3 separate regions of the Homo sapiens genome follow, and regions 1 and 3 are each linked to region 2. A link is an interaction called in ENCODE POLR2A ChIA-PET data of the cell type or tissue named here. Cell type or tissue: MCF 10A. All regions are shown on one strand.

Region 1 (8,000 bases), 54 kb after region 2:
CTTAATCACCTTCTACCCACAGGAAGCTCAAGAAAACTATTCAGGCTGGTCATAAAGAGTTCAGGCCCTGTGATGAGTTTGGTTCCTTGGATGAAGAAGCAAAAGGAAATGCAGTGTTTTTACTAATTAAATCACCCAGTGAATAAGTATTTATGGAAGGTGGACGTGAACTGAGGTTGGTGGTTTTAAACAGAAAAACAGCAAAGGGGCAGAGATGGGTAATGGAAAGTAGTATTGTAGATCAAGTAGTGAGGTTACTTTAGAAAAAGGATTGAGAAAAGCAACTGAAGGAGAAAAAAGGGGGAAACATGTAATATCAGTTAGTGAAGTAATATGAAAACTAGGAGAACCAGGATAAACAGATGAATATCTCCTTCTGCAGATTCCCTCCTCTTTGTCACTCCTTATCTCTCTATACCTGTGATAGCGAGTGATTCAATTAGTAAGTATTTATTAAGACACACCTGGTCTATACCCAGTTCTGTTCTAGGCCTTGGATAAATTAATTAATAAATGAAACAGACAAAATCTCTGACATCATGGAGCTTGCATTTTAGCAGCCAGCAGGGTGAGGAGGAAGGAAATGAGCAATAAACACAGAAAATTAGACAAAGAAAGGTAATTTTAGAGAGCAATAGAGCTATAAAATATAGAACATGGCAGAAAGGATCCTAAATTAGCTACAGTGAGCCAAAGAAAGACTCTCCAAGGAGAGAAGCTCACAACTCTTTTAGTTCCAAATAATAAAAATCCATATCAAATAACACTAAGAAAACAGATTTTATTGACCCAAGAAGGTAGATAGGACACTAAGGTAGCCTCATGATCAAATGAGTAACTGCAGGGTCCAGGGCCTTGGGGCCTCAGAGATGGGGAAATCAAACCAAGAAAACACAACCTTCCTTTCTACTTCTCATCCCCTTTAGTCTCAACATTCTCAGATTCACATCCTCCCATTAAGGCAAACCCAGTAGAAAACAGAGTGTCTTTTTTTCCAAAGTTTTCTCAATCCAAGGAAACAATTTTGGTCAGGCATGAGTTACAAGGTCATCCCTATGGCTGGGATGGTGGTGGTGGGAGGAGATGGGGAAATGACAGGAAGGAGCATGTTGCTATGGAAGAGGATGGATAAACCCTGTGGACAACACAATATCTACCATAGTTTACTACATTCCACTCCTTGACTTCCCAGCACACTCAAGGCACCCTTCTCTCCTGATACTGAATTACAAAATGCCCACCTACCAAAATGCCAGTATCCCATCTACAACAGAAAACACATCCACCTTTTCCAAAGAGACAACACAAAGCACATCATTTGCTGTATCTAATCCCAAGCCTTTCTTCTCATAGTTTTGTCATATAATAAATTTAAGTAGCCCTACATGACCAGTATAAAATTATAGAGAAATATACAATGTCTGCAATTAAAACTACCATTTGGAAAGCACAGAAAAAAAGAAGCAATGCCAGTCACCTCTGGTCCACAGTGTATACAGCATATTGTTGAGCCAGAATATCAAGGACTTACCTCTCTGGTCATAGTGCAAGCCCATGATGAGCTTCTCTGCCCCTCCCTGGCTACCTGACCACAACCATTGGCCTTCTTGGATATGCCTCAGAATATGACTTCTCTGTGTTACAGTGCTTTATCTACTTTTTGTTGGTACAAGTATAGCTGTGGTAAGGGCCTTAAGGAGTTGAGTAATTATAGGACATCCTTTGCCAGGCTTGGGGTGTCTTTGTCAATATAATTTCCTTAAAATCTGAGTTGGGTGCTGATCTGTTCAATTCTTGTACCCTCCACTACTTAGTCACCAACATCAGAAACTTTATCAAAACATGACCCTTAAATCTGGCCTCAGGTGTCAATGTCTATATTTATCAGGACTCTTCAAGGTTTAAAATTCAGAACGCCACTTAAACATGGAATCTAAGAATGTGACTGCATTTCCCCCTGACTTCAGCTGATTCTCCCTATCTCCCTGAAGATAAATGCACTTTAATTACTGCATTAACCAGATCTTATTCGGTTGCAACAAATAGAAATTAAACTCACATTGACGTTAGGAAAAAATATTTCTTTTCTTTTAAAGTAAATATATTTGGGTTAAAAAGTGAGTTAGTTTAAAGAAAATAATAAATAATAATAATACATTTAAAACGTGCCACATATAGGTATGGCAAAAAGGAATAAAGGTAATAGGCAAACGGCTGATATTTGAAAAGAATGTTGATGCTCAGTTTAGCTGGGCTAGGAGATCAGCTTTGGAATGCATACTAAAAAAGACCATGACAACAAAGAAAGAGGTATAAGAATCAGGACCTTAGACTCTGACTTTCTACTTGATCTGATTGGCTTTATCCACAGACTCTTGCAGATGGCCGTCAGTGGCCCCAGATCCAAATCCTCCAGCTCGGCAACCTCATAAGAAAAGAGAGTACTGTCTTCTAAAATTGATCCTGGGGAAGAGTCATTATTGGCCAGGCCTACATCCTCTTCTCATCTCTCTAGTGGCTATGAGCTAGTAGAGGAGAGAAGGAACAGTTTAAGAAAAGCAGGGGAAAGATTAAGGCAAAGTTTACTGGGCAGACAAGTACTATTGCCAACATTGGCCACCATTCTCACAAAATCATCATTCAAATTAACACTGTACACTAGAAATGATATTGTATTGTGTTCCACAGTTAGAGAGAAATAGATATTGCTGACATGTTAGATGAGTCCTTTAGGCTTTCAATGGGACATTAAGGAAGAAACCAAAGCCTGAGCCCCCATCACAATTTCCAACCCTTTATTTATTCATTTAATTATTCTTTTGTTTAGCAAATATTTATTAAATATTACCATTCCATGGATTCAGTTAAGTGTTAGCTGAGCATCAATCAACAAAATAGACATGGTCTCCACCTTCATAAATAGGAAATTATGAATTATGTAGTCCCACAAAGTGAAATAAGAGGTATGATAAATGATGTACCTGATTCTACGAGAGGAGGTAATAGGGATACCTGACCTATTCTAGGGGTGAGGTTAGAGGGGAAGTGATCAGGAAAGTCTTCGTGGGAGAAATAATATTTAAACTGATAACTCTAGGAGGAGTCCAAAGTGAAGTGCAGTTAGAGTACGCAAAGGCCCAGAGGCAATAAGATCATGGCACATATGGAAAAATGGAATAAGTTAAAGAAAGCCAGTCTGTTTCTGTTTAATAGCATTTGCATCACCTACTTTCTTCTGAGAAGGATATCTCTTTCCACTTGTATCTACTGCATTTCCTTCCAGGCCCGTTTTTATTATCTCTAAAGTTAGAAGGGGCACAAATGACAAAATGTTATAGTTTAGGAGTCAGTGGAAGTAACTAAACAGTGGAAGTTCCATCCACCTCCAAACCATAATTTTAAGTAACATTATATCTGCCTTTAACTGTCATTGCTCCTCCAGCCCCCCATGAAATGGACTTTCATTCTGAGAATAGATTGGCAGCAACAGCTGGCATTTTCCTTAGAAATAGTTGGCTTTGCCTCAAATATAACTTTCCCTGAAGCAGCTTGATGCTCACCAGAGCAGTTGACCTGCATCACAATATGTTCTCTCTTACATCTCCTCGATAGATATGAGATGAGCTGTTACTAAGCTCTGTCCAAGTCATTGGAGCTATGCATAAAAAATAAATAATTGTGCATGACTAAAATGAATGATCTATTATCAGATGCATTTGCATAATTAAGCTTGCTCAAAAAAATTGGCAGAGCACAAACTGGCAGAGTGGCGTTGCATAATATCGACCACAAAGCCTCAGACTGTGATTCTAGCAAAACACAATGAGGTCAGGACTCTGTGTGTGCAGATTAGATAAATGGATCAGCTCAGTGGCAGAAGAACAAACTGCATGCTTAGAATTTTTAAAATGTAACTCCTTTTTGTATAGAATAATATGACTTCTGAGCAAGAATGAGAGCTTGCGAGAGTGGTGGCTTACACCAACAGCAAGAAACCAGGCTGGTTGTCAGAATATTTGGGGCCTGGGTTTAGTTGCGTCTTGTATGTGTTTTCTGGCCTCTGGCCAGACACATAATCATCTTTGCTTCCATTTCATTTTTAAAATGGTGTAACAGTAGTTTCTGTACCTACATAATGAATTGTAAAAAGCACAGAGAAAGAAAATCTCCCACTGTGGGAAGACAAGCAGCCTCTAGATGCTCACGTCTTCACCCTGGAGTCAGCAGTGGGCATAGGTTTGCTGTCTGTTCTATAGGAATTAATTTTGAGCTGGATGAGTTATCCTTCTGACCTGTCCCTCTGCCTATTTCTCATGTCAGAAAGAAGCATCAGAGCCAGCAGCAACCAGCAGCCTGGGCTCTAGTCCAGTGTTTCCTGTAAAAGAGCCTCCAAGAGGGAGATACGGTCGAGAAAGGGGATGTGGTCTCTTCATAGACATGTACCCTGATAACCTAGAAAGGCAGACATCAGAGTACCACAGTACTGAAGGGAAAATCATCAGCACAAAGAAAACCTAAGATTTCTGTATTTTCCTTTTAACTTAAGCTTTTCTGCAACTCCCACAGGAAAACGCAGGCAACAGGCCAAGATTTATATTACCACTGATCCTGTTTGATTTTAAGAGAAGAAATTCTACTCAGATGTAAGTGTGATCTATCTGTGACATCTGTCACCTATTAGTTACAAGAGCTAATTTAGTTTCCTTCTCCTGTGTCATGCTTCTACTGGAGCTGCCTTCTTGGTCAAAGATAAACTTTTCAAATATGAAGACAGCTTTCTTTTCTATCAAGGATGCATAATATTCATATGCTTCAAATTTATGTTACCAACTTAAATGGTGCCGCCATTTTATTCATTATTGTCACTTGGAGGCCTCAAATTAGTGAAAATAGCTTCATGTGAGTTCATCTTCAAAGGCTTCTTTCCTTCAAGTGCTGATCAAATTCGACTGTCCAAAGCAAGTTGCTGTCTTCTCGTGGAAATGTATCTCTTTCAGCAGAGTGAGTAACTGTCGGGGACATTGTAGTAGACCTCAGGGAAGAACAAGAACTAGGAGAACAGAGGACGATGAAGACAGGGAGCATAGGGTCTAGTCTGGCCATGCAGACACTGGTGGGGAAAGGTAAGGTGGGGGAGAGCCCCTACTATGGGTAAGATCTCAGTGCTGTACTCTGAGTCCTTCAGAGTGAGTCCATGTCTCACTCAGAGTGAGATGGTGTCTCAAGAGGCTCTGTTTCAGCTCCCAAGCATAAACAGAAACTTTTAAAAAGTGACAAGGGAGAAATAGCTGAGAAATTGGAAATGGAGCAGTATGAAGAAAAGTAATGGTGAATATGAGAAAAATGGTAACAAAATAAAAATCACTGGTGTCTCTGCCGTACTTTTTACCAGTGACAAGAAGGAAAAGAAGGGGAAAAAGAGAAACTTCTGGCAGAGAAGGATAGGAGAAGGGCACCATTATATAAAGATTTGCTGTAATGATCTAAATAAAAAGGAATACAAAATACTTCTGGCAAGATATTACACAGTAGTAATGCCGATTATTGATTTCACTGGGATGGACTCAAGAGACCTGTTTGCTGCAATTCAAATCCTTGAAAATAAGTCATTCAATGTGAGCCAGAGAGCATCAGAAAAATTGGATTTTGAAGAGAGTATTAAAAGAAAAAAACGAACCAATGAGAGACCATACTTTGAAAGCTAAGGTTAAAAACATGTTTTTTTAATCTCCAGGGAGCAAACAATCACTAGAAGAGGCACTGTGACTGTTTTCAAAGGCATGATGTTGAACTGGCAGTCTCAGTAAAAGGGTTGGCTGGCTGGAAAGCTGAACTTGGAAATGAAAAACTGAAAGGAAACAATGAGAAATATTCACCTGATGCTTTCCACTTAGGGGTCCAAGATTAAAGATGATATTAAGGATGGTAAATATGTGCTAGAGATAGGTCATAAAGACAATCTGAGAGTTCTGTAGGGACAGAAGAAAATATTTTTGGTGTAAAAAGTATGTATAAAATCGCTTACTCCTTTGACACTAATAGATCTGACTGTTGAATCATTTACTTTTCTCATTGGTGATCTGTTGACTTCCTTGTCCTTCATTGCATTAGTCTGTTTTCACGCTGCTGATAAAGACATATCCGAGACTGGACAATTTACAGAAAAAAGAGATTTATTGAATTTACAGTTCCACATGACTGGGGAGGCCTCACAATCATGGCAGAAGGTAAAAGGCACATCTCACATTGCGACAGACCAGAGAAGAGAGCTTGTGCAGGTAAACTCCTGTTTTTAAAACCATCAGATCTCATGAGACTCATTCACTATCATGAGAACAGTGCAGGAAAGACCCGCCCCCATAATTCAATCACCTCCCACCGGCTTCCTCCCACAACACTTGGGAATTGTGGGAGTTACAATTCAAGATGAGATTTGGGTGGGGACACAGCCAAACCATATCACTCATCATGTTCACTGAAGACCTTGGCTTGTGGCTCATGATCTTTCTATTCACCTCATGACTGACTACCACTCTGGACAACTTCAATTCCCTCCAGACACATGCAAGGTAGACAATTGTCCTTCTCAATTCTGGTGACTTTTACCTCCATTTCAATTTTGCTACACAGACCTATATCCACATTATGGCTTTTACCATTCTCAGAACTTTCTACCTGTGACATTTCAATCATGTGTTTACTCATTCATTTCACAAATACCTATGGAATACCTACTTTGTGGCAACGACTGTGCCAATCACTGTAAATGCAGTTATAGTTAAAACAGACAATAATATCTTCCGTTATGGTGCTTATAAGCTATTGAAGGAGACAGAGACACTAGCAGGCAATTACAATGGAGTGTCATAAGTGCTTTGCTGGCATACGTTGGGGAGCTTGCAGGAAGAGCATCTAATTTGGATATAGGTTGTTATGTGAGCCTTTTTGGTACAAGTGATGTCTAAGCTGAGGCTTTAAGAATAAGGATGAGTTGCCCAGGGAAATGTGGGTGATGTATGGGAGAGGAACTGTGCCCCAAGGAAAGGAAATAATAGTTACAAATGTTTAGAGGTCAAAGGAAGTATGGCATACTTAGATATCTGAAAATTGTTTGGAATAGCCAGAATTGGTAACAAATTGACTCCCTATGTTGTTGAAGGAGAGGAGACACAAAAAGGATGCCCAGGTTTTGGCTTGAAGAAGGTGAGCATTGGTGTCGTGTACCGATAATGTCAGAGGAAAAGCAAAACTGGAGGAAAAAATGAGCTTAATTTAGGATGTGTTGAGTTCTATTAGGGAGGTACCCTTGTGGAGATGTTGAATCTTCCCTCAACATCATGGCCCACTTCCACTCTGAAGTACACAAGAACACACAAATGCTTTGTTACTTGCGTGAGACCCTGTGAGACCCAACTTAAGTGGCACCATTTTAGTGATGACCACTGTCCATCCACGCTAAATCCTACCATCCCACGTTTACCTCTATTGTGTCATACTGTGCTGGAGTTTCCTCTTTCGTTATACATCTCTTCCTCTGGCCTATAAATTCCCTTAGGAATAGGAAGTATGTTTTATATTTTTTAAAGCAGTAGCTTCAACAAATGTGTAATTTATTTTTTATCATTTATATTTTATTTTTTCAGCCCTTATTCAGCCCAGAATTTCGAATCCCATGAGACAATGCATTTCTTTCTTATTCTAAATTTTCTGTCATAATACAATAAATACTAAATCATAGCACAACATGCTAGTAGTATCACTTAAAACACTGTTACGACACATCTTTTGCCCATTGTTTGCATCTCCATCTTCAATGAATCTCAAGTAGGTGTATATTTAAGTTTAATAAATGATTACTTGCATGAATAAACAAGACGAAGTGAATAAACTATCATTTTAATAGCTTTGTAGAAAGAAATTGTCTTTGGGTAGAAAAAGTGAACTTCTAAACTTATAATTTGGAAGGATGCATTGCAGCAAAGAATAGGCTAAACTGCTGC
Region 2 (8,000 bases):
AGGCATCACACTACCTGACTTCAAACTATACTACAAGGCTACAGTAACCAAAACAGCATTGTACTGGTACCAAAACAAAGATATAGACCAATGGGACAGAACAGAGCCCTCAGAAATAATGCTGCATATCTACAACCATCTGATCTTTGACAAACCTGACAAAAACAAGAAATGGGGAAAGGATTCCCTATTTAATAAATGGTGCTGGGAAAACTGGCTAGCCATAGGTAGAAAGCTGAAACTGGATCTCTTTCTTACACCTTATACAAAAATTAATTCAAGATGGATTAAAGACTTGCATGTTAGACCTAGAACCATAAAAACCCTAGAAGAAAACCTAGGCAATATCATTCAGGGCATAGGCATGGGCAAGGACTTCATGTCTAAAACACCAAAAGCAATGGCAACAAAAGACAAAATTGACAAATGGGACCTAATCAAATTAAATAGCTTCTGCACAGCAAAAGAAACTACCATCAGGGTGAACAGGCAAACTACAGAATGGGAGAAAATTTTTGCAACCTACTCATCTGACAAAGGACTAATATCCAGAATCTACAATGAACTCAAACAAATTTACAAGAACAATACAAACAATCCCATCAAAAAGTGGGCAAAGGATATGAACAGACACTTCTCAAAAGAAGACATTTATGCAGCCAAAAACCACATGAAAAAATGCTCACGATCACTGGCCATCAGAGAAATGCAAATCAAAACCACAATGAGATACCATCTCACACCAGTTAGAATGGCAATCATTCAAAAGTCAGGAAACAACAGGTGCTGGAGAGGATGTGGAGAAATGGGAACACTTTTACACAGTTGGTGGGACTGTAAACTAGTTCAACCATTGTGGAAGTCAGTGTGGCGATTCCTCAGGGATCTAGAACTAGAAATACCATTTGACCCAGCCATCCCATTACTGGGTATATACCCAAAGGATTATAAAACATGCTGCTATAAAGACACATGCACACGTATGTTTATTGTGGCACTACGCACAATAGCAAAGACTTGGAACCAACCCAAATGTCCAACAATGATAGACTGGATTAAGAAAATGTGGCACATATACACCATGGAATACTATGCAGCCATAAAAAATGATGAGTTCATGTCCTTTGTAGGGATTTGGATGAAACTGGAAACCATCATTCTCAGCAAACTATTGCAAGGACAAAAAACCAAGCACTGCATGTTCTCACTCATAGATGGGAATTGAACAATGAGAACACATGGACACAGGAAGGGGAACATCACACACCGGGGACTGTTGTGGGGTGGGGGGAGGGGGGAGGGAGAGCATTAGGAGATATACCTAATATAAATGTCAAGTTAATGGGTGCAGCACACCAACATGGCACATGTATACATACGTAACCTGCACGTTGTGCACATGTACCCTAAAACTTACAGTATAATAATAAAATTAAAAAAATAATAAGAATAATATAATTTTGCCATGGATTTTAGAACTGAAAGATTCCCTGACCCCTTTTCTCTTCCCCTATCAAAGAGATAGTTCAAACTTTAGAGACCACAGTAGAAGTTCAATGCTTTATTTGCCCCAACTTAGGTGAATTACTGAAATAAGACACAGGAACAAGCTTCACCAAACTTCCTTCTCCATTGCCAGAGGTTCCTTTTTATATGGAAGGTGATTTTCTTCTCCTCTCTAAAAGTGCACAAATGTCATAGAGAGAGGAATAAATTAGCAACACAAAATCTCATGGTGTTGCATGAAATTAATTTTTAATCCAGATTAATGTCCAATGCAGAGGTAGAAGAGGAAACGAAAGTTGATGGGGGCAGATAAAGTATAAAAGAATAAGACTTTGGAGGTGACAAGGATGAAGCTTGGGGTGGCCCCCATGTGGAGGATAGGCAACTTCTCTGGCAGAGGTCACACAGACAGGTGGGGACCGAGGACCCCACTGAGCCTCCTTTTTCTTCTCCCCAGCTGCATACAAGTGTGGTATTGCAGCCTCTAGCCTCAAGAGAGTATGTTGAATTCCTCCCTCACAAGTGAATTTACTCACCTGTAAAACTTAGATTGGGCAACACCAGCCCTGAAAACATAATTTTCTCAAGATAGATAGAAAAATATTTTTCAAAGCTGGCCTAATTCATCTTTCCATATCACAAGAGAAGGCGTTCATAATAATCTGTAGTATAAAGCAGCAATACAGTGTGAAAATGCTCCCACCTTACAGAAAACATATAAAAAGCTTTCTGGTTTTATAGCCTGGGAAGCCTGCTCACAAATGGCACATTAATCTTGAATTGGTTGTTGGCTTGGATTATATGTTTACTTTTGTGAAATGTCATTTTCCCCAGGCACCAGATAAGTTATCAGTTCCAAAACTGCAACTGTGCCCATACTGATAGCGCATGGCAGGAGAATTTTGAGTTACCACATCCGTAAAATTGCCACAATTCTTTCATATTACTCAGGGGGTAATTTTACTCAAGTAGATTATCTGTCATTAATCTTCCTGCTCTAGGAGTGTACTGTATTGTGATTCAAATGTTATAATGAGCCTTTTCTAAGGAGAAAACTGCTTCTCTTTACATATTTCAACCTTATCATCTCATCTGAAGGGTAATTTAGTTTCCTGCCTGTCTAAAGTGATCCATCAGATTATGAACTGTTGACATTCTGTGCTGTCAAGTTATTCAAACCAAGCTAAGAATGAGGTCAGCTTACCAATGTGGAAGCATCAATTGACTGCTTGACAATTCTCCTCAATAAGCCCCCAAATGATCAATGTACTTTCCCACTGAGAAAATCTATAAAAATATCTTGTCGGTTGTATGGATCTGTTGTGGCCATACGGGCATGCGGGTGGGATGGAGAGCGTTAATTTTGCACTTGAAATTCCTCACAGTCTACTGCACAGATTGTAGGCAACCATCCAGGATCCTACAAGCAACTGTGCGCCTAAATTCCCATAAGATCTATAAGCCTACCAAAGATGGTTTTTCCAAAGTTGTCTCTCATACTTTTCTATTGCCACTTTGTCCTTGTGTCCCTCAACATTCTTGACTAAGAAAATAAGTATTTATGGCTGAAGCAATAAGGACATGTAGCCTCATAACAACACAGAAAAGAAGTCAGAGACAGATAAGAGAATATTTTAGGTCTGCTCAATAAGAATGTCCTATGCAAATTCTCTTACCTTCAAATTTCAGGATGAAGAGGGACTTCAAGAGTCATATGATCTGCCTGAAAAACAATACCCAAATCTTCTCAGTAATTCCAGCCTACTAGGTGTGCCTGGCCTTGAATCACTCAAGGGCTCACTTTCACCAAAGACATTCCACTCTTGAGTCTTTTCTTGCTGTTAGGAGACAATTTTTCCTGGAACCCAGGTGTTCTAGGCATCACCAGCCTCCTGAGAGTGCAACAGCCATCATATCAATTTAAAAAACTGTTCCGAGGACTCTCCATTGCTCTTTAGTTAGAAATACTCCAACCCAGAGAGGAAGGGTGACCTTCCCAAATATTTCTGAGAATCCTCCAAAGTACTTGCACCTATAATCCACATGTTTCTTAGGTCCCAGGAACTATGGATCCTAGATAAGGCCACTTTCCATTTAGACATCCTCAGGTCAGTGGGTTGAAGAGCCAATGATGTCACGCTTATGCACCAAACTACTACAGAACCATCCTTCACATCACTACACTCTCATTCTCTGTGTCTGGTAAGGAGAAGCATGACTTTGTGTCTCATGAGTACCTCTTTCAGAGGAAGTTCCCCTTGCAAAACCATTGAGATCTTAGTGACACAGTTCTTTATTTTATCCCACAGCTCTTTCCTGTCCATGACCTGCAAGTACCCCAAGGACTGGAGGGCTGGATGTGGTTTTGAAGAACATCAGGCACTGTTTAAAAAACCAACAAGAATTTGTTTCTAGCATAACTACAAGGGGCATCCATGCAGACTGTGGAAGGGCTGTTGATGGACGCCAGGGAATGGAATGCCTGTGTAGCACATGTTACATCGCCCTGCTACTTATCCAGGATGTGTCAGGAAAATGTTTGCACAAAGTTGCATAGTGTGAAAGCTGAAGCTGCTGATTGGCAAAGAAGCTGAGTCACCGAAGGAGGATAATCCCAGGCAGTACAGAATGAGCTCAGCTGAGGTTGTGCAATGGGTTGTGAATGACGATGAAGTTGTGGATCACCTCTGGTTCTGAGACACTCTGTTCTTGGTGTTCAGTTGGACAAAACCCAAACTCTTTTCCTCCAGGTAGCTCACATCACAAAGGGACAGTGTGGGCCTGGAGAAGCTAACTCTGAGAGGCTCCCTTCCATGAGGAAGACAACTCATGGTGGTAGTGGGTCCCTCAAAGAGATCACAAGAGACTTCCCCAGTAACTTTCTTCCTAAGCATATTTGAAAATACTTGCATTTGGAAGAGCAAATGCAAGTACACAGATTTTTGTTGTTCCGTGTGTAGTAAGTACATTTCACCCTGTACCTGTAACCAGAGCACTTTCAGATTCTAGGCCCTGAAGCTCATTTTGCCCACACTGATGGGTGCCTCTGTGTGTGTGGGTGTGCATGTGTGTGTGTGTGCCCCTGTGTGTGTTTTCTGCTCAGTTTTCCTTCTAGTAAAGAATTTCAAGACCCTTCCACATTCTGACCTCTCTGCAAACCTTTCTCTGTTTTAGCCAATTTCTCATTCTGACTTTTTAAGAATCTCTGTGTGACTATTTAAGAGAATATGAATTAGGCAAGCGAAGTTTTCTTCTTGCTTTTAAGATTCTCTTATTTTAATACCTAATCAATCAATAAGTGTTTGTCTGGCACTGACTTGCTTGTGATAAACTTTATAGGCAACACGAAGAAATATAGATGTGGTTCCTGTGCTTAAGAAACCTACATGCTACTTACAATAAATGTTTAGAACCAATATAACGAAATACATGACAAGGTGTCTAGGACTTCTTAGAAATGATGCCTCAGAAAAGATTGGGCACTTTCAGGGTGGTATGCTGCAGACAAAAAAGATACTTGCACACGTATGTTTATAGTAGAACAATTTGCAATTGCAAAAATACAGAACCAGCCCAAATGCCCATCAATCAACAAGTGGATTAAAAAACTGTGAGAGAGAGATATATATATATGCATATATATATACACATATACATATATATTCAAATACATATATATACGTGTATATACACACACATATACATATATATACACACACATATACATATATATATATACACACACACACACACACATATATATATATATATATATATATATATATATATATATATATATGCCATGGAATACTACTCAACCATAAAAAGGAATGAAATAACGGCATTTGCAGCAACCTGGATGGGGTTGGACACTATTATGCTAAGTGAAGTAACTCAGGAATGGAAAACCAAACATCATATGTTCTCACTCATAAGTGGGAACTAAGCTATGAGGATGTAAAGACATAAGAAGGATACAATGAACTTTGAGAACTCGGGGGTTGTGCAAGGAAGGATGGAAGGGGAGTGGGGGAAAAAATACTACAAACTGGGTACAATGTACACTGCTCAGGTGATGGATGCACCAAAATATCAGAAATTACCACAAAAGAACTTATTTGTGTAACCAAACACCACCTGCTCACCAAAAACCTATGGGAAAAAAAAAGAAATGATGCCTCAAAGAGGGTTTCAAAAAAGGTGGAGTTTACCATGGTCTTTTGGAGCAATCAAAAACATTTCAAAAAAGAAGTAAGACTTGAGTTCAAACAGAAAAGTTGGCTGTGAGTTTGACCAATCATGTAGAGGAATACAACTTGAAGAACCAATTAATTTTGGAAATTGGGGAACTTAAGATGTTATCCAAGTCAATCATGTGTAAGGCAATGAGTACCTGATCCAGCATGGTAGCAAAAGGCAGAGTGGATGAACAGATCCTGGGTCTGTTCCCCTCAGACTTACACCTTGCCCTTCCTCCATCCTGCTCTCTCACTTTGTTTCACAGGCCCTTGTGTCATTGGCTTCGGTAACCCCAACTCCTTCCTCTGTCCCCAGCCCAACCTTGAGTATGGTTGGTAGAAGCTTCTTATTGTTGCTAATCTCTAAGTGGTCTCACTGATCCCTATGTAACTTCATAGCTTAATCACTGGTGATATCAATTCACTCTGTTAAATTTTAAACATTTACATTATTTTCTTTTCTGGTTGGATCCAATCTTACGTAGATCATCCAAGATTATTCTCAATAGATGGATAGAAAACTTCATGAGGAAGAGTTAATAGAACTTGCTATTTGATTTTACATAGCAGTTGGAGACAATAACTAATAATATATGACTCCTTATCTTTGTAATCAGTTTTTCTGTGCCAGAAAACTAATTCAGAAGATAGAGCAGTAAGTGAGAAATGAATACTTTTGTACACTTTTCACCAAGAAGGTGGTGTGGTATTGGGCAAGTCACTATCATAGGCCATCCAACCAAATCTTCAAGCAGATTGATTTTCTGGAATATCATAGTTGATGAGACTATAAATGATTTAAGTAATGTAAGAAAAATATCGGGGTTTCAAAGATTAAGACTAACAAAACCAAAAGAATGAGAATGAAGAGATAGGGAATAAGAAACAAAGGAGAAAAAGAAGAAACTTGGAAGTGCTGAAAATGGTTATATCTAGACCAGAGTTTGCCCAACCATGGCCAGCAGGCCAAATGTGACGGATATTTGATTCTGTTAATAAAGTTTAATTGGAACAAAGCCACGTTCATTTGTGTATGCATTGTCTATGCCTGTTTTTGAGCTATGGTAACCAGATCTCATAAGAACTCACTCACTGTCACAAGAACAGTACCAAGGGGATGGTACTAAATCATTCCTGAGAAGTCTGCTCCCATGATCCAATCGGCTCCCACCAGTCCCCACCTCCATCATTGGGGATTACATTTCAACCTGAAATTTGGACAGGGACACATATCCAAATTATGTCACTTATCATGGTCTTTTTTTTCTTTTCATTTTTATTTTTTGAAACTGAGTCTCATTCACTCTGCCTTCCAGAGTGCTTGGATTATAGACGTGAGCCAGTGCTCCTGGTGACTTATCGCAGTCTTGAAGCCCTTGACTACGTCTTTCAGATCCTCATAGCGGCCATGTGCTGATATTCAGATCTCAGCACAGATGTCTTCTACTCAAAGAAACCATCCCTAATAATCCCAGCTAAAGTACCATCCTCCCTACTCATTCTGCATTAATCCTCCCTACTCATTCTGCATTAATTCACCCTGTTTTATTTTCTTCATTGCTCTCTTGGCTATCTAAAATTATCTTGTTTATTTGTGTACTTCCTCTCACCAAAACAGAGACCTTGTCTCTCAAGTTTATGGTTGCAATCTCAATGTCTAAAACAATTCCTAGCCCTCAAGTTCTCTACATGAGTTTGTTAAATAAATGAATTAGTGATTGAATGACTAATTTATTTGAATATTGCTTCAGTCAGATTCATACTCTTGGAGGCCAAAGATCATACAATTATTATATCCTTAGCACATTATATCATAAAAGATGGTGTTTCATTCTAGAAATATGCAAACTATAATTGAATTAGCTTAAACACTAAGGCATTCTTATGAGATGACAGATATTGATAATACTGATCTTTACAGGTTTTGAACATTTCAGGTGATGGTTACGGTTCCAACTTGCCGAAATGGATAATTATTTTTGCCTTCAGACTACAATAAACATTTGCAAATATCCAGTTTATTTATACTACTATACATTCATCCATAGGTAAAACCTACAAATTCACTCAATTGGTAAGAAAAAAGATTGCAAACCTAGCATCTTCAAAAGTGGTGCATTTCAGAACTAGTCATGGAGTTAGATGTCTGACACTATTGCAATGAAGCAAAATAAAAGGGTCTATTTATATTTTAGTTCTTTCTTTGATGACATTAATCATATGTGCTTTTGTTAGTTCAAGCTTGGTTCAAGATGA
Region 3 (8,000 bases), 240 kb before region 2:
AACCATCATTCTGAGCAAACTATCACAAGGACAGAAAACCAATCACTGCATGTTCTCACTCATAGGTGGGAATTGAACAATGAGAACACTTGGACACAGTGTGGGGAATATCGGACACAGTGTGGGGACTATCACACACTGGGGCCTGTCATGGCATAGGGGGAGGGGGGATAGCATTAGGAGATATACCTAATGTAAATGACGAGATAACAGGTGCAGCACACCAACATGGCACATGTATACATATGTAACAAACGTGCATATTGTGCACATGTACCCTAGAACTTAAAGTATAATAATTAAATAAATAAATAAATAAATAAATAAATAAATAAATAAAACTAATGGCTATACCTGGAGCCTTCACTAGCATCACTAACATTCTCTTAGTGATACAGGATGATAAGTGTTTCTTTTTCAAGATTACTTCATTACTGAGTATGGATATAGTCTATTTTTTGTAAGAATTTAGGCTACACACACACACACACACACACACAAAAGAAAGAATCAAATAAATACCACTTATGCTTTATAGTGATAATCATTGTTAGAAAACATAAGCTAAAAATAGAGAAGATCTTCATTGGCTCGGAATATTGTTTTTCTCCTTCAATGCATAGTCAATTATTGCTAATCTTTTGTTGTTTGGCTTAAATACCTGTCCCTTTCTGTCTTCACTAACCTTGGCTCTTCTTGCTAATATTAGTGTGTTCCAAGAGAGCTTACACACTCTATGGAGAAAAATGGAAGAAATGTGGAGAGCTACCCCAGCCAAGCCACTCTATGTTTGAAATGTCTAATAACCAACAGGTAGAGAGTAGAAACATGTGGTTGGACACACTGGTTTATAGCTCAGTGGTGAGATATAGCCAGTGATCTGGATAAAGTTACCAAATGTGAGGATGTAGATAGAGGAGAGGACTGTGGGGCTGCACATTTAGATTTGAATAGAGGCTAAGCCTGCCTAGAGAATTTATAAAGAGGTGGCTAGTGGTGTCATGAAATCTACTAATCCTGCAGGGTCTGCAGTAAAGTCAACAGAGATGGTAACAAATAAAGACTTATTCACCTGGAATTCCCTTTTCCTCCTTCTTTGAATGGCTAACTCTAACTCAAACCTTTGACTAAGATAAATACCACTTCCTTCAGCAAGTCTTATTTTACCAGTCCTTGACTATGCACCTTTCTCCCCTAAATACTCTGTCTTCTCTAAAATAGCTCTTGTTATTTTTCTGTTGCTTAGTAAGAAAGTCTTTCTGGTTTACTGTTGGTTTCACAGAACCCAGACCTGCAAATATCATGTAGTAGGTCCTAAGAATGTTTGCTGAATGACTGCATGAATGAACAAGACCTCTTATATTTCTTTTGCTCTCAAGAGAGTATATAAAACAGTCCTCTCATCTTACACAGTTTTTGTTGTTGTTTCAAGTAATTATTCCAGATATTCTCTTTGCCTAGTGTTATTTGCATTTCCCATTTTCCCACACTTTCTTTCGTTTCATCTCTTTCAGGCAGCATGCTTAGACTAGTTCTGTGGTTGTCTCAAAGAAAGCCTTGATTTCCAGCTGATAGCACATTTAGGCTTTGCCATTTTACTGTTTTCATGTTACTTTTCACCACATAGGCTGAAAGTGGTAGAGTAGAAATAACCCAAGAATAGGAACTAAGACTCACAAGCTTTAGCTTCAGCTCTGCCAATAATCAACTGTATGATGTAGGTGAGTTAGAACTTTGGGTTTGCAATGTTCCTCATCTGTGGAAATCTGTAAAAATGTCTTCACATTTTATTAAAAAGTCTATTGTTTTAAATTTTTCTCATCCATGTCTCAGCACCTGTTGACTCTTCTCTGCTATATCCTGCCTACAAAGAACTTTTTTTTTATTTTTAACTTCATTTTCATTGTTGACACTACTACAGATAGATAGAACATTTTTAAAGTGTTTCAGTTAACATAGTAAGAAGTAGAATTTAGTTTGACTTTATAAACTTGTAAAACTGGAATTATCTTTGGTAAATCCAAATCCTTATGTAATGTACACATTTATAAAAGAATACGTTTAACATTCATCAGGTATTTCTTGATCTATTTCTGTGATGGAATGCTCATTATTTTATATTTTTCTTTTGTTTGTATTTAAGAAAAATTTCCAAAAGTTTAATTTTTATAAATTTTATTAAATGTGTGTTAAAAATTCAAACACATTTATAATTAATGTATTTTATTAGCTTTTCTGTCCTTAAGCATTATAACAACCACCACTGTCTCTAATGGAATAGTTGACAGCTAATTTGATTTTCTAACTATTTATATGTTTATTTTCATTAAATACTTTAACTCCTTCTTCCAAATAATATTTTATATTAAGTAGGGTAAAAACTTTGAAATAATGATGCCACATTAATAAAATACTTATTTGAATGAAATATTTAAAAAATTAGAAAGGATTTGAGTACATTTGATACATTCAACATAATATGGGAGCTTGATAAAATATGAAATGCCAAAAATAAATTCGCTGTACCATTAAAGTTTTTCCAACTAGTTTTTCCTTTTAGCATAAACTTCTTCTTTCTAATAAAGAAATTTTATTCATATTCATTGGCCAATATCCCATGACAATGATCCATGTGCTAAATATAAGCTTTAATGGTTTGCGATGATGAAATTGTTTCCAGGTTCTACAACCTAAGAAAGGAGGTTTTATGAGAATTATCTAGGGTAATCAATAATTAAGGATTTTAGACTTTGGAAGAGATCTTAGTGTTTACCTTTTTCTTTTTATAGTTCAAGTAGGCAGTGAGATAAGGAGATTGTCTAAAACAACATAGCCATTAGGGTCAGTGACAGAACTGGAAGCCAGCTCTCTGAAATCCTGTTTCTCTTCTGTATTATCTATATGAGATAAGGGGCTTTATGGCAGGAGTCAACAAACTATAGTTTATAGACCAGATGCGGCCTGTATCTGTTTTTGCAAGTACAGTCATATGTTGCTTAATGATGGGAATACAATCGAGAAATGCATCATTAGGCGGTTTTGTCATTGTGTGAACATCATTAAGTGTACTTACGCAAACCTATAGAGGGTACAGCCTGCTACACACCTGGGTTATGTGGTACAGCCTATTGCTCCTAGGCTACAAACCTGTTCAGCATGTTACTCTTCTGAATACTGCAGACAATTGCAACAAAAAGTTAAGTATGTGTGTATCTAAACATGGAAAAGGTAGAGTAAAAATATGGTATAAAAGATATTAAAAAATGGTACATCTGTATAGAGTACTTACCATGAATGGAGCCTGTAGGAGAGGAAGTTGCTCTCGGTGAGTCAGTGAGTGAGTGGCGAGTGAATGTGAAGGCCTACGGCATGACTGTACTCTATTGTACACTTTATAAACACTGTGTACTTAGGCTACTCTATGTTTATAAAAAGAAATTTCTTCAATAATAAGCTAACCTCAGCTTACAGTAGCTTTTTTACTTTGTAAACTTTTTAGTTTTTTGAAACTTTTTGACTCTTTTGTACTAATACAGGTTAAAACACAAACACATGCAACTGCACAAAATATTTTCTTTATATTCATATTCTCTAAGCTTTTTTCTATTTTAAAAATATTTTATTGGCTGGGCACAGTGCTTCACACCTGTAATCCCAGCATTTTGGGAGGCTCAAGCAGGAGGATCACCTGAGGCCAGGAGTTCAAGACCAGCCTGGTCAACATGGTGAAACCTTATCTCAACTTAAAATACAAAAATTAGCCAGGTGTGGTGGCACACGCCTGTAATCCCAGCTACCTGGGAGGGTGAGGCAGGAGAATCACTGGAACCTGGGAAGTGAAGGCTGCAGTGAGCCCAGTTCGTGCTACTGCACCCCAGCCTGGGCGACAGAGTGAGACTCTGTCTCAAAAAATATATATATATATATATTTATTTTTTGAACTTTTTAACCTTTTTGTTAAATATGAGACACAAACACACACATTAGCCTAGGGCTACACATGTTCAGGATCATCAGTATCATAGTTTTTCATGTCCACATCTTATCCCACCAGAAGGTCTTCCACGCATAACGCACATAGAGCTACCATCTCCTATGATACCTTTTGAAGGATCGACTTGCAGCAGTTTTACAGTTAACTTTTTTTTTCCCTGTAACTAGAAGAAGTAAACTCTATAATAACAATAAAAATATAGTATAATAAATTCATAAACCATTTACATAGCCATTTGTTATCATCAAGTATTATGTACTGTACATAATTGTGTGTCCTATACTTTTTACAACTGGCAGCACAATGGGTTTGTTTATGTTGATGAAAAGAGTCAAACTCTGTAAAATATTTAAAGAGATTTACTCTGAGTCAAGGATGAGTGACCAATGGCCCGTGACACAGCCCTCAGGAGAGCCTGAGAACATGTGCCCAAGGTGGTCAGGGCACAGCTTGACTTTATACATTTTAGAGAGACATGAGACCTCAATCAATATGTGTAAGATGTACATTGGTTTGGTCTGGAAAGGCGGGACAACTAGAAATTGGGGCTTCCAGGACATAGGTAAATAAGAGACAAAAGTTTGCATTCTTTTAGGTCTTTTTGGGTCTTTAATCAGCCTTTCACTGAATATAAAATTTACATGTAAGAGGAGAGTAGAGGAATAGTCACTTGTGTCTTAGTCTGACTCAGTGAATCTGCATTTTTACATAAACAATAGGGCAGAGGAAGCAATCCAATAATGCAGGTGAGCAGAGATGACTCTGAGTTCTGTCTGTCCTTTGTCCTGCCCCTGAGAAGATAAGCTATCAGTTTACATTGCCAGGGTGAAATTCAACAGAACTGTTTTAGGGTGAAGACCTTGAGGCTCACAAGGAATTTCATGGTGGGCAAATTGTGAGGGAGGTATGTAGCTTAAAAAAAAAAAATCTTTGTAGTTATTTTAAAATAAAATGAGAGACAGGTTTGCCTGACACCCTTTGGCTTAGTAATTTGGGGGCTCCCAGGTTTATTTTCCTTTCACATTTACACCAATATTAAAACAAACATATGAGTAAAGAATTGTGCTACAATGTTAAGATGGCTGCGACTCATTAGGCAACAGGAATTTTTCAGATCTATTATGATCTTATGCAAACACTGTCGTATATGTGGTCTGTTGTTGAGTAAAACTTTGTAATGCGGTGCATGACTGTAGTTCAATTGCAACACAGCCATGCTCTTTCTTTTCCATATTCTCTATGGCTACTTTTGGACTATGACAGAGTTGAGTATTTACAAAAGAGACCATATGGCCCACAAATCTTAAAATATGTACTCTCTTCTCCTTTACAAAAAAAAGCTTGCTAAACTTGGCTTAATAGTTTTTAAAGGCTTTACATTTATTATTTTGTCTTTATCTTCACAACAAACTTATAAAATATATTTGAAATCTGCCTTTTGCTATGTATCCTCTTGTAGTTTAATAGTTCATTAGAGGAATTCTGCAGGAGAAGGTTCAATATGATGAAACTTTTCAGGCCACTCTTCATAAGATTGACTCTGTCCTGTTGTTCAAGGCTACTGATGCTGATCAAGGAATCAAGTGAATCTCCTCCACAGACTGTGAACAAGTAACTTTGACCTAAATTCTTTTTTACCTTTTTATTCTCAGCAAACTATCACAAGAACAAAAAACCAAACACTGCATGTTCTCACTCATAGGTGGGAATTGAACAATGGGAACACTTGGACATAGGAAGGGGAACATCACATATTGGGGCATGTTGTGGGGTGGGGGGAGGGGGGAGGGAAAGCATTAGGGGATATACCTAATGTAAATGATGAGTTAATGGTGCAGCACACCAACATGGCACATGCATACATATGTAACAAACCTGCATGTTGTGCACATGTACCCTAGAACGTAAAGTATAATTAAAAAAAAAAAAAAAGAATAGATTCACAGGGAGTTTCAAAGGTAGGGCAGAGGGGATCCACGTACCCCTTACCAGTTTTCCCCAATGGTTATACCTTACATAATTATAGCACAAAATCAAAATTAGGAATTTGACATTGGCACAATATGTACACTATGGCTTTATGTCATTTATCACATGTATACATTCATATTACTGTTTCAGGACATTTCCTTAGTTCAGCTAAAGACTGAGTCCTTGTCTGTCCCATGGCCATGAAAATTTAGGCTAGCAAATGGTTTGAAGTGTGATTAAGGCAGGGTTTTATTGGGTGAAAAGGGAAAAGAAGGAGAGAAACAGGGATCTTCCGCAAGGCCAGAGCCCCTGTTTGAATCCCAGGTTCCATGCAGGAAGAGGAGGGGCCACGCTCCTCCCAGCTGCAAAATGCGTGAACTTCCTGAGTCCCCACCCCGGTGCAGTTAGAATTTTTCCAGGGACCCCCTCCCACCTGGCTGTCTCATTCCCCGCTCTAAAAAAGTATATCTAACTGCCATGAGAATAAGGATAAAGATGAAGACTAAACTTAACTGCTTCCTGCTGACAGGGAAACGGCAGTCAGAGCTTTTGGGGAAATGGCAGTCAGAGCTTCCTCAGAGGCCTATTTAAGGGTTCCCAGCAGAAGGGGCCATCGTCAGAGGCTCTGGTTGCATGACCATTTGGAGTTTGATGGTCTAAGAACAGACAAACCGGGTTATTAGAAAACATGTATCAAAACAAAACAATAGGAAGGGTAAGCTCAAAAAGGCATTTTTTTAAGGGAGTCCCCGGGGTTCAGGATGTATTCAAAAGGGGTACATACTGAAGATTAATAGCTACCCATCTAGAAAGAGGGGAGCAGGCATCCCTGGCTCCCTTTTCTTCCTAGCAGATACCTGGGGTACATGAGGGAGAAAAGGAAGAGTGTCCTCTTTTCCTCTTCCATCCTTGCATCTCCAAGTCCCTGTGACCTAGGCAGGTCCCGCCATGAGTGCCAAAGCAGCTTGCACACATGAAGCAGGGAAGGCCTAGAGAATAGGAATTATCTGCTCTCACCTATGCCTCTATCACTGCTACTGTCAGTAGCCTTGGAGTGCCCTAGACCTCATTTACACCATGGATATTAATGTGGCCTTTATCCATGAAACAGGAAGTTTGGGGTTGGCTTAATCAACAGGAATCAGCCATGCTCCCCTGTGCTGTGCCTTTTAACCTCTGTTGTTGTCTGCCTCTGGATCCTTTATATCCAATTTTCTTTCTAGGGCTTTAACCCAAAGCCTGTAATTGAGTCTGGGACAAAAATGTGTCTCGGGGAAAGTTGCGTGGACTCCTTATCATAAGCCAAATGCTATGATGAAACTGTGGAACTAAGTCCTCCTCCGAGGGTGAGAAAGGATGTCTTATGACACCCCCAGATAACTGGTAGCTATAGTTATGCTTGCTAGGATTTGGGTGCATGGTGTCTGGCTTTGGTTAGCTCCCTTGGTCTTACTTCCCCAAAAGGAAACCTCTGAGTGATGGGATCCTATTTATTCCCTATGTATTCCATCACCTGGCAAGATTTGCAGGATAATTGCACAGAACTAGAATATTGATCAGGATTTCTACATTACCCATCCCCTTTTGTTCTTTCTGAGCTGCAGCCAGAGATTGCTGGTTGGTTCACAGGAACAAGCAGGATTAGTCTAAAATGTAGGAGAAAACTTAAAAACAATTAGTTAGTTTAGAATTTAATGACAAATGTATGAGAAAGTTTGGAATATAATTTTACTCTCTCCAGTCCTCATGTTTGTTTAAAAAAAACAAATCATAATGGGACTGGGTTGTTTGAAAAATAGACTTTGGTTTTACACTTGGCCTGATTATTTACATAAAGTGCAGCAAGAATAATCATTTCTACATAGGCCTTTTGGATTGGCTTTGATGGAACTTTGTTCCACAAGGAGTCTCAGATAAGGTATTTTAAAACTGAGCCCAGCCATGGGTTAGTATCCTCAAATACCTGTGAGTGGGGTCATCCTCTCCTCATAAGGTCCCAAGATAAACTTGGAGCTCCTGGACCTGTTAGAAAGTG

The links. ChIA-PET counts read pairs that join two places held together with the same protein. Peaks named below come from ENCODE experiments on the same cell type or tissue, not always from the same donor. Only the 100,000 strongest peaks of a DNase experiment are listed, where the experiment ranks them.
Region 1: POLR2A ChIA-PET joins it to region 2 with 5 read pairs; 1 of 35 experiments calls an interaction of 5 or more read pairs at or near these places.
Region 3: POLR2A ChIA-PET joins it to region 2 with 5 read pairs; 1 of 35 experiments calls an interaction of 5 or more read pairs at or near these places.

The regions. Positions count from the first base shown.
Region 1 is chr10:90,121,937-90,129,936 of GRCh38, reverse strand. No RefSeq gene overlaps it. Among named protein-coding and RNA genes, the nearest start is that of LINC01375, 170 kb to the right of the region's middle. In MCF 10A, no CTCF peak of the experiment used is centred here; a DNase peak (open chromatin) is centred at 3,806.
Region 2 is chr10:90,175,957-90,183,956 of GRCh38, reverse strand. LOC105378426 (a long non-coding RNA gene) reads right to left here. Exons shown (of 4, transcript XR_946198.3): 4 at 7,732-8,000. Among named protein-coding and RNA genes, the nearest start is that of LINC01375, 220 kb to the right of the region's middle. In MCF 10A, no CTCF peak of the experiment used is centred here; a DNase peak (open chromatin) is centred at 4,106.
Region 3 is chr10:90,414,408-90,422,407 of GRCh38, reverse strand. All of the region lies in intron 3 of LINC02653 (long intergenic non-protein coding RNA 2653), which reads left to right. Among named protein-coding and RNA genes, the nearest start is that of LINC02653, 120 kb to the left of the region's middle. In MCF 10A, no CTCF peak of the experiment used is centred here; DNase peaks (open chromatin) are centred at 3,037, 3,327 and 5,167.